Regions from separate parts of the Homo sapiens genome. Here region 2 is linked to region 1. The links are chromatin loops, found by intact Hi-C in ENCODE. Cell type or tissue: CD4-positive, alpha-beta T cell. All regions are shown on one strand. Region 1 overlaps PRKCA (protein kinase C alpha). Region 2 overlaps PRKCA (protein kinase C alpha).

Region 1 (5,000 bases):
CCAGGTCGGTCTTGAACTCCTGGCCGGTCTTGAACTCCTGGCCTCAAGCTATGATCCTCCTACCTTGGCCTCCCAAAGTGTTGGGATTACAGGCATGAGCCACCATACCCAGCTGGAAATAATATTTGAATGAACTCTAAAGGAGGAAAGGAGTTAACTGATTGAAAATGAAAGGAAAACCCTTCTAGGTAAAGCAGCCAGCAACTGCAAAGGCCCTAAAAGGGGAACATTGTGTGTTCTAGAAACTGAAGGCAGAGGCTGGGTGCGGTGGCTCATGCCTGTAATCCCAGCACTTTGGGAGGCTGAAATGGGCAGATCACTTGAGGTCAGGAGTTTGAGACCAGCCTGGCCAACATGGGGAAACCCTGTCTCTACTAAAAATACGAAAATTAGCCAGGCATGGTGGCACGTGCCTGTAATCCCAGCTACTTGGCAGGATGAGGCAGGAGAATCTTTTGAATCTGGGAGGCGGAGGTTGCAATGAGCTGAGATGGTGCCACTGCACTCTAGCCTGGGTGACAGAGCCGGACTCCGTCTCAAAACAAACAAACGAAAACTGAAGGCAGATCTCATTTGCTGGAGTGTTTTGAATGAGGATTATTATGGTGAGAAGAGGCTGGAGAGGTAGGCAGGAGCCACCTTGCAGGTCTTAGTCCATTTAATCCGTGTTAAAAATTCAGTGCTTTAGCCCAAGAACCATGGCAGTCTTTCAAAGGGCTTTAAGCAAGGAGGTGGCCTGATTAGTGTCTCCTTGTGTAGGAGGATCATGCCTACTGTTATGTGAAGAACTAACTAGAAGTGGGCAAGAATGGATGGGGCAGCCTGTTGGGAGGTCTTTCCTCATTCTGGTGAGAGACTTGGTTCCAGAAACCAGAGATGTGGTGGAGGACAAACGTTTGCAAATCCAGGATCCTTTTTAGGAGGAGAGATCAGCTGGACATGATTTGGAGGTAGAAGGGAGAGGAGGGTATCAAAGGTCAGAGGACTGTGGTGCCATTCACTATTACGTAGCATGCTAGAGGAAGACCAGGTTTCGGGGAAGACCATGTGGTTTTAAACTTGCTGAATGAGAAGTGCCTTAGAGGTCTCCAAGTGTATGGTACAGGGACTGGGGCAGAGGGTGATGCCGGGAAGGCAGCTGGATTTAGGTGCTGGAGCTGAGAGAGGCAGCCAGGACTGGAGAGTCATCTGCTTACAAGTTAAGTTGAATGAATGGCAAGGATTTGAGTGCCTGGAAGAAGGCACAGAGAGAAAAGATGAGAGGGCTGATGGAATCAGTATAGTTTAGTCATCTACGGAGATGGGAATGAACAAGAGAGGGCAGGGTTTGCCCAGAGAGGCAGGAACAAAACCAGGAGCTGTGGTGTTAGGAAAGCCAAGAGAAGAGAGAATTTTAAGCAGGAGGTCCCTACTGCCATAGGTAGGACAAGGTTTCAAGACAGGAGCTGCTCTGATGGCCTGTGGAGGTTGGAGCTTCATCGTAATGGGCAGAGTAAAGGAAATACCTCTGCAGCCATCTGAGCAGTAATTCCCTGGAGAGTTACCAAGGATTGTTCAGTCAAACACACCCCGTCATTTATCTGGATAGTTCTATTTTTCCATACATTGTCTTTGATCGAAATGTCGATCTTTTTTCAACCAGCCGGGATGAAAATGGTGTGAATCGTGTTCTCTCTCTTTAGAAAGAAACTGATAAAATTGGGTTTTCTTTGTTCTTCCTTTTATTTTCATCCATTCAATACCTAGTCCTCACTGAGCTGGTCTTACTCAACCCATTCCCTCTGCTGGTCTGTTGGGTACTAATAACAGATGGAAACAACTGGGAAGATAAACTATTTTCCTGGATTTTTTTTTTTTTTTTTTTAAACAGAGTTTCACTCTTGTTTCCCAGGCTGGAGTACAGTGGCACGATCTCGGCTCACTGCAACCTCCACTTCCTGCATTCAAGAGATTCTCCTGCCTTAGCCTCCCAACTAGCTGGGATTACAGGTGCCCGCCACCACACCCAGTTAATTTTTTGTAGTTTTAGTAGAGATGGGGTTTCGCCATCTCGGCTAGGTTGGTCTCGAGCTCCTGACCTCAGGTGATCCCCCTGCCTCTGCCTCCCAAAGTGCTGGGATTACAGGCGTGAGCCATCGCACCTGGCCCCTGGAGATAATATTGATATGTGACTCAGGGAGGTACCAAACCCAACTGTTGCCCCCTTTCCTTTATTTACTTATCCAGGATATTTATCTATATCTGTAAAAGGATTTATTATTTTTTAGAATCGTACAGCTGTAATGTCTATTCATCCTGTCAGAAGAGATAAAGCGGATCAGTAGGCAAGCATTTGTTGCTGCTTGAGAGAGATTTTATTAAGCTAAAATATTCCATTAGACTCAACTCCATTTTCAAATATTTTGTTAAGAGGGTCTCAGGATGACTGTAGGAAAAAGGTATTTGGAAGATTGTGTACACTGACAATAACTAGATTACAAAATTTTATAAATTAGTTAAGATGGACTTTAAAATAGCAACAGGAAAAACAATTTTGGACTTGTCTGCGAGTGCGAGTGAAGCTGATAGTAATGAGATTTATGGGTTCTGGCCCTGCAGGGATCCCAGTAGGGATGAATAAAGCACATGCCTGCTAGTACATTCACTGATTCTGCTCTTGGATATATTATTTACTTCTTTCCTCTTTTAGTAAGACTTTCATCTGTATTAGTAATTGTTCTATACTTTTAATCTCTGGAGCAACTCCATAAATTAACAAGGGGTTGTGTCTAAGATGATGCTGATAGCCCTGAAGATGTTTTATTTAGTGCTTTTGGGATGATGTGCAGAGATGGGATGTCAGAAGGAATAATTTGGAATCTTATCTCCCTGCTCCTTGGACTCATGTTATCAGGGGAAGGGAGCTTGGGGATGTGGCTGTCTTAGCTGTGTCCTCTGATGGCCTCATCTCAGTGGTTTGGGTTGAAAGACTGTATCTCGTGCTTCCTGTCCCATCAACCTCTCCCTTCGTCTGTTTTTCTCTTCTGTGTTTAAGTATAAACAGAACCCCTTTGTACCTCTCATCTCTTTATCTTCTGAAGACTCTGATGTGGCTACTATGCTCTCCCATTTGGTTAATGCTACTTTAGGTATTTAGTATCTTTATACTTTTGTTGTGTTAGTTGTGATCAGCAAAGTTCTATGCTGTAGCAACACATTAATCTGCAGATCTCAGTGGCTTAACACTACAGAGGTCCACTTCTCCCTTGCTGTTCATATTCATTGTGAGTCGGTACCGGGACTCTCCTCTGCACAGACTTGTAGGATCTCAGTACCTAGAACCTAAGGCCGGATCTTTCAGGAGCTGGGGAGGAGGGACTGGAGGATCTCTCATGGGCTTTTCATTGCTTCAGCTCAAAAACACTTCCACTCAAAGTCATTGGGCAGAGAAAACCACACAACTTAATTATCTTAAGAGGTGGGGACAGGGGAAGTGGAGCGACCGAGAGAAGGGTTGGAACATACAGACATAAGAATGAGAAAGTCTTACGAGTGTTCTGGTCTCTGCCCCATCTGTATTATCTTTGTTTCTGGGAAGGAAATTTCTGACAGCTGTGTTGCTAGCATAACCTCTTGGTTGGTAAATGCATTGCTGTAGACTTTTCCTTGATGGAAACTTTCTCCAAGACAATATAAACTACGCATTGTCTCTTTCTTGTTAAACCACTTTTTTTTACAGTTTATTTTTTCGTTTGCTGTTGAAGATTTGATCAGTATTTTCCTTTTGAATCCAATGGTAGCAAACCAATTTTTTTTTTTTAGAATATATTAAGGCAAAAGAAAACAACTTTTACCCCATTCATAATAGGATGTATAAAAGTAATACCTCTTGGAATAGACCATGGGAATTCTGGTGATACCTAGGGCATCTTATTTGATAAAATATTTTTTCTTTCTTTCCTTCTTTCTTCCTTCCTTCCTTCCTTCCTTCTTTTTTTTTTTTTTTTTAAACAGAGTCTTACTCTGTTGCCCAGGCTGGAGTGCAGTGGCACGATCTCAGCTCACTGCAACCTCTGCCTCCTGGGTTCCAGTGATTCTCCTGCCTCAGCCTCCCAAGTAGCTGAGATTACAGGCATGTACCACCATGGCCAGCTAATTTTTGTATTTTTAGTAGAGACAGGGTTTCCCCATGTTGGCCAGGGTGGTCTTGAACTCCTGACGTCAGGTGATCCCCCTGCGTCAGCCTCCCAAAGTGCTAGGGTTACAGGTGTGAGCCATTGCACCTGACTGAAAGTATTTTCAAAGCCTCTGCTATGGAGTATAGTGTGAGATGTGGAGAAGCTGCAGAGGGAGGGGCACGTTAGCATCTAAAGACTCTGTTGACCATCATCCACATTAGGTCCATTCTACCATTTTCTATGAAGTCTAAAATAGGTTCCTGATTATTTTGTTTTTAATTTTTTTTTTTTTTGAGATGGAGTCTCGCTCTGTCACCCAGGCTGGAGTGCAGTGGCATGATCTCGGCTCACTGCAAGCTCCACCTCCCAGGTTCACGCCATTCTCCTGCCTCAGCCTCCTGAGTAGCTGGGACTACAGGTGCCCGCCACCACGCCTGGCTAATTTTTTGTATTTTTAGTAGAGACGGGGTTTCACCATGTTAGCCAGGATGGTCTCAATCTCCTGACCTTGTGATCCACCCGCCTTGGCCTCCCGAAGTGCTGGGATTACAGGCGTAAGCCAACGTGCCTGGCCGGTTCCTGATATTTTTAAGGGATTTGTTTGTGATTTAAGAATCTGGCTATTTTATAGGACGCTTAAGTGTTCTTTGTTTAAATAAAATTAAAACTTCAAATTTTCCTTTACAACCATTTGACCAGTTACCTCTGTTTCATCTGCCATACATGGAAATAGCTTTCCCAGAGAAACTGACATGAAGGCATGCAGTCTACTACATCAATGACATCTACATTACAAATAATTTAAAAATAGTATATGAAGCAGAGACTGGGTTTACCTATTAG
Region 2 (5,000 bases), 69 kb after region 1:
ATTAATTTGTTAGATGGTGGATGTGTCATTTTGATGCAGGACTTTAAGGAAGAAAAGATATATCTTTAAAAACGTTTTCTGTTTTTCTTTTTTAGCTTGTCTTTTGGAGTTCTTGCCTTTGACTTAAGGGCAAATGTCTTACTGAGAGATGCTGGGTGCCTGGGTCACAGGTGGTTTGTCGTTGCCCTTTTTCTTTTTTTTTCCAACTCAGCTAAGTTCAGCACTAGTTTTGTGACTTATTACACAGAAGACTTGAATACATCAAGGGCCTCTAGAGATTTGTGGTAACATCAAGATGTGTAGTCTGTAATGTGTCATGGGGGGTGTGAGCCATTCAAGGGGAGTTACTCTTAATGGTACCATTATTCAGGATACAGTGCTGATGCCTGCATCCTGATGGCACCACTGTCGTCCAACTCTGTTTGTGACATTGTTCATGGCCTCTGCAGAGTCAGGGAGCTCCTCAGGATAAGGCTCTGTGACATCGTCTAAACTCCAAAGAAGTAGAGCCATCATATTTCCTTCCCCAAGGGAGCTGGCATCTACCATCACTGAGGATTTTTTGAGTCTCTGTACCAGGACATGGACCTCAACTCTTTATTTCCATGATTAATCCCTATGTCAATGTACATGGCAAATGCTAGCATTTCCTTCATTTTATTGACGATAGAATCAAAACTCAGAGTGTTTAGGTAATTTCCTTGAAATTACACAGCCAGGAATGGCCAAGGCTGGGAATTGAATGGACTCCAGAACCCATGGTCGAAGTCCAAGCTCAATATCTCTGAGACCTGGAAGGAAATGAAACAGACTAAAATCAGAGTAACGCTTAAAACCATGAAGATTCCAGCCCACAGATTCTATCTGCCACATGCAGACACGATTTATACCCCTAGAGGGAAACTGAAGAAACAAGGTGGTGGTCATACAATAATAGACTCAAAACCCAACCACACTTTTGAAGTGAATAGTGGCTCATGATGGCTTTAAACATCTTAGGAGAAAAATCAAAGTTGGTGATGGGCTAATTTGGAAGATTAGCTGAAAAAGTTAAGTGGCAAAGAACTAAGTGATAGTTGGAGTGAGGAAGGCATTTTGGTGTGGAGAGAGTAAGATTGGGGAAGGAAAGCTCCCTGGGTAACTGTAGGATTAGAAGCTGTGAGGAGTGTGGTTTAATCAGACAATTTGGAAGCAAGACAGAGAGGGAACAGTCCCCATTTGGAGAGTGTTAGTGTTCAGGGTAATCAGAAAGGAAGAGTCGGAAGCATATGTAATTAATGAACGAGAAAGGCAGATGGATGATGGGGAGGTGGGTGGCGTCGCGCTACTCATATGTTCTTTTGATAAGTAAAATTATAGCATAATTTCTCACTCATTGGAAACAAGGTTATGCAATTAGGATCCTGCTGCTGCTAAAAGCTTCCAGAGATTTTAGTGCACTGGGCAGACAGAGTGATGATGTTTACTTTAAAAATCGAACTTCTCGTTTGAGATACTTAATTTTATTTAATGCTCGATTTTTGTATTTACTGGTTCTGCATTTTCTCATGTAGATTAAGATCCAATTTAGAGAAGAAATATATGGGCAGTTTGGCTGTAGAAAGCACAGAGGAATGATGCTGTGGATATTGATGCACCATGTGGTAGACAGCATTTTCTTTTCTTTTCTTTTCTTTTTTTTTTTTTTTTGAGACAGGGCCTTGCTCTGTCTTCCGGGCTGGAGTACAGTGGTGCGATCGCGGCTCGCTGTACCCTCAACCTCCTGGGCTCAGTTGATCCTCCCATCTCAGCCTTCCAAGTAGTGGGACACCATGCCCGGCTAATTTTTGTATTTTTTTGTAGAAGATGGGATTTCGCCCCATTGTCTGGTCTTGAACTCCTGAGCTCAAGTGATCCGCCCACATTGGCTTCTCAGAGTGCTGGGATTACCTGGCTGACAGCATTTGTTTTAAAGCAGTAAATGAAAATTTGGGTATTCCTTTTAAGTTTTTCAAAATTTCAATCTGCAGTTTTTAATCTATACAAAAAACTGTGGTAAAAGACGCCTAACATAAAAATTACAATCTTAACCACTTGCAAGCCTACAGTTTGGTAGTGTTAAGTAGATTCACCTTTTGAAACAGACCTCCAGAACTTTTTCATCTTGCAAAACTGAAACTGTTTGCCTATCAAACAACAGCTCTTGGTTTCCTCTTCCTCCTAGGCTTTGGCAGTTACTATTCTACTTTGTTTCTATGAATTTGACTGCTTTAACTAACTCATAAATGGACTCATACAGTATTTGTCTTTTTGTGATTCGCTTGTTTCACTTAGCGTACTATCCTCCAGGCTCACCCACATTGTAGCATGTGACAGGCTTCCTTTCCTTTTCAGGGCTGAATAATATAACATTATATATATGGATATGTACATTGAATATCCCTTATCTGAAATGCTTGGGATCAGAAATGGTTCAGATTGGGGATTTTTTTAGATTTTGGAATATTTGCATAATTCTTCCAGGTTGAGCATCCCTAATCCAGAAATCTGAAATGCTCTAATGAGCATTTCCTTGAGCATCATGTTGGTACTTAAAAAGTTTCGAATTTTGGAGCATTTCAGATTTCAGATTTTTGTGTTAGGGATCTTCAACATCATTCTATTTTTTTAATCTGTCAATGAATAAAATTACAGTTTTAACCACTTGTACACATACGGTTTGGTAGTAGTGTTAAGTATATTCACCTTTTTTTGTTGTTGTTTGAGATGGAGTCTAGCTCTGTCGCCCAGGCTGGAGTGCAGTGGCACAGTCTCGGCTCACTGCAACCTCCACCTCATGGGTTCAGGCAATTCTCGTGCCTTAGCCACCTGAGTAGCTGGGACTACAGGTGCGTGCCACCACGCTCAGCTAATTTTTGCATTTTTAGTAGAGATGCGGTTTTGCCATGTTGGCCAGGCTGGTCTCAAACTCCTGACCTCAAGTGATCCCCCCGCCTTGGCCTCCCCAAGTGCTGGGATTACAGGTATGAGCAACCATGCCTGGGTTAACTATAGTCACCTTTTGAAACAGACCTCCAGAACTTTTCGTCTTGCAAAACTGAAACTGTCTGCCTATCAAACAACAACTCTTCGTTGCTTCCACCTCTTGGCTACTCTTGAGTAGTGTGGCTATGAACACGGGTGTACAAATATTTCTGAGACCCTGCTTTCAATTCTTTAGGATAGATAGCCAGAATTGAGATTGCTGGATTACATGATGGTTCTATTTAATTTTTTGAGGGGCTTCTGTACAATTTTCCATTGTGGTTACAACCATTTTACAGTCTAAGCAACAGTGCACAAAGGTTCCAATTTCTCTGCATCATTGCCAACACCTTTTAGAAACAGTAGCCATCCTAATGGGCATGAAGACTATCTATAGTTTATTATGTCAAGCTTTTCTTCATGGTTATAAACGAATATTGTGATGAGTGATTTATCTATGTTTGCTGCTTTACTCCCCAGGGGAGGATGAGTATACCATATATGTCCATATTGATACCTATCTCAGAATACTGGTTGTACAAAACTATTCCAGGCATTGTTCTTCTTTAAGTATTTGGGGTGTTTCTTTTTGCTTATAATTTAGTACAAATGTTCTCAGTTCAGTTAATAATGAGTCCTACTGTGTGGCAGTTGAGAACATGAAGATAACCAGAACACAGTTCCCGCCCTCAAGGGACTGATGAGAAGTAGCCACGTTTTGTAGGAACGGGCAAATGAAGTGGCAAAGGAAGGTGGCCATGGGTTGCCATAGGAGCGCAGGTGAGGGATGAGGAAAGGAAGCACTAAACCAGGTCAGCTTGTGACGTGGGATAAAGAAGGCTTCTTGCAGGTAAAGCCAGAGCTGAATTTGGAAGATGGTAGGAGTTCACCTGCTAACCTGGGAGGTGTGAGTGGAGTGCCTGCGGCTGGACCCACTTTGAGCAATTGGAAAGCCTGTATAGGAAACCATAGGTGACATGATGCCAAGTGGACATGACATTCAGGGAGATGATAGGCAGAAGGTGAGGCCAAAGAAGTTGGCTGGATGTATGTCAGAGAACGTGGTTTTTATGCAATCATTGATGGAAAGCTCATGACGCATTCAGTGATGTGGACGGCTTTGTGCTCTCTGCAGACCACTCTGAGGGCAATGTGGAGGTGGAGGCAGAGAGATTAGGTAAGAGGTTTTTGTGAAAGTTCAAGTGAGATAAGGAATGAACTAGGGCAGTGGTAGTAAGAATGAGGAGAAGGGAGAAAACCTGCCAAATACTTAAAAAAATTAGCAGCCATATGCCGGTTAAGTGTATGAGTGGTGAGACAGAGGGAACATTGAAGATAACCCACAGATTTCTGGCAGTGGTTCCGTGATCTGAAATTAGGAATATAAGAATAGACACTGAGGGTGGACAGGATCAATTCCCTTTTGGACATTTTGGGTTTGATGTGTCTGTAGAAGACACAAATGGTGATGTCCAGTTCACCTTGGGTTTGTGAGTCAAATTTGACAGATTCAGATAGAGACACACTCTTGGTTCTTATTAGATGTATGCAGTAGTTAAAACTATGAAAGCAGATCCATCCCCTATGTTGGAGGGGCACAAAGAAAAGGAGCAGCCCACCAAGGAGCTGGAGAATGAGAATCGGGGTGGACCAAGAGGGAGTCGTGTCTCAGGGGCTGGGGAAAGTAGAAAGGTTCCAGAATGAGTGAGTGGTCAGGAACTTCAGATGTAGCAAAAGAGGTCTTAGAATGTAAAGATGGAGTCACTTGGCAGTGTCAAGATACAAAGACTGAATAAGTTTGGCAGCGTGGAGATACCAGGCCGTGTGAAGATCCTTAGGACCTTTGTCCAGGCGGTTTTAGGAGCTTGGTGGTTGTGGGAAACTAATTTCAGGTAAATGTTTATAATGGCAGTAGAGTGACTATGGAGTACTCCTTCAGGAAACTTAGAAGGAAAGAGAGAAAAGTGAAAAAGAGGCCAAGAAATTTTTTTTTTTTT

Evidence for each region. Peaks named below come from ENCODE experiments on the same cell type or tissue, not always from the same donor. Only the 100,000 strongest peaks of a DNase experiment are listed, where the experiment ranks them.
Region 2: it touches region 1 in a loop (2.7-fold over the local background); 8 of 110 quality-filtered maps call a loop at or near these places.

What each region holds. Positions count from the first base shown.
Region 1 is chr17:66,328,260-66,333,259 of GRCh38, forward strand. The region is part of intron 2 of PRKCA (protein kinase C alpha); the gene reads left to right. Among named protein-coding and RNA genes, the nearest start is that of PRKCA, 28 kb to the left of the region's middle. In CD4-positive, alpha-beta T cell, no CTCF peak of the experiment used is centred here; a DNase peak (open chromatin) is centred at 3,052; H3K4me3 peaks cover 1,417 bases; H3K27ac peaks cover 2,344 bases.
Region 2 is chr17:66,397,428-66,402,427 of GRCh38, forward strand. All of the region lies in intron 2 of PRKCA (protein kinase C alpha), which reads left to right. It overlaps PRKCA-AS1 (PRKCA antisense RNA 1), which reads right to left. Exons shown (of 4, transcript NR_110822.1): 4 at 642-791. Among named protein-coding and RNA genes, the nearest start is that of PRKCA-AS1, 17 kb to the right of the region's middle. In CD4-positive, alpha-beta T cell, no CTCF peak of the experiment used is centred here; a DNase peak (open chromatin) is centred at 2,184; H3K4me3 peaks cover 1,005 bases; H3K27ac peaks cover 3,173 bases.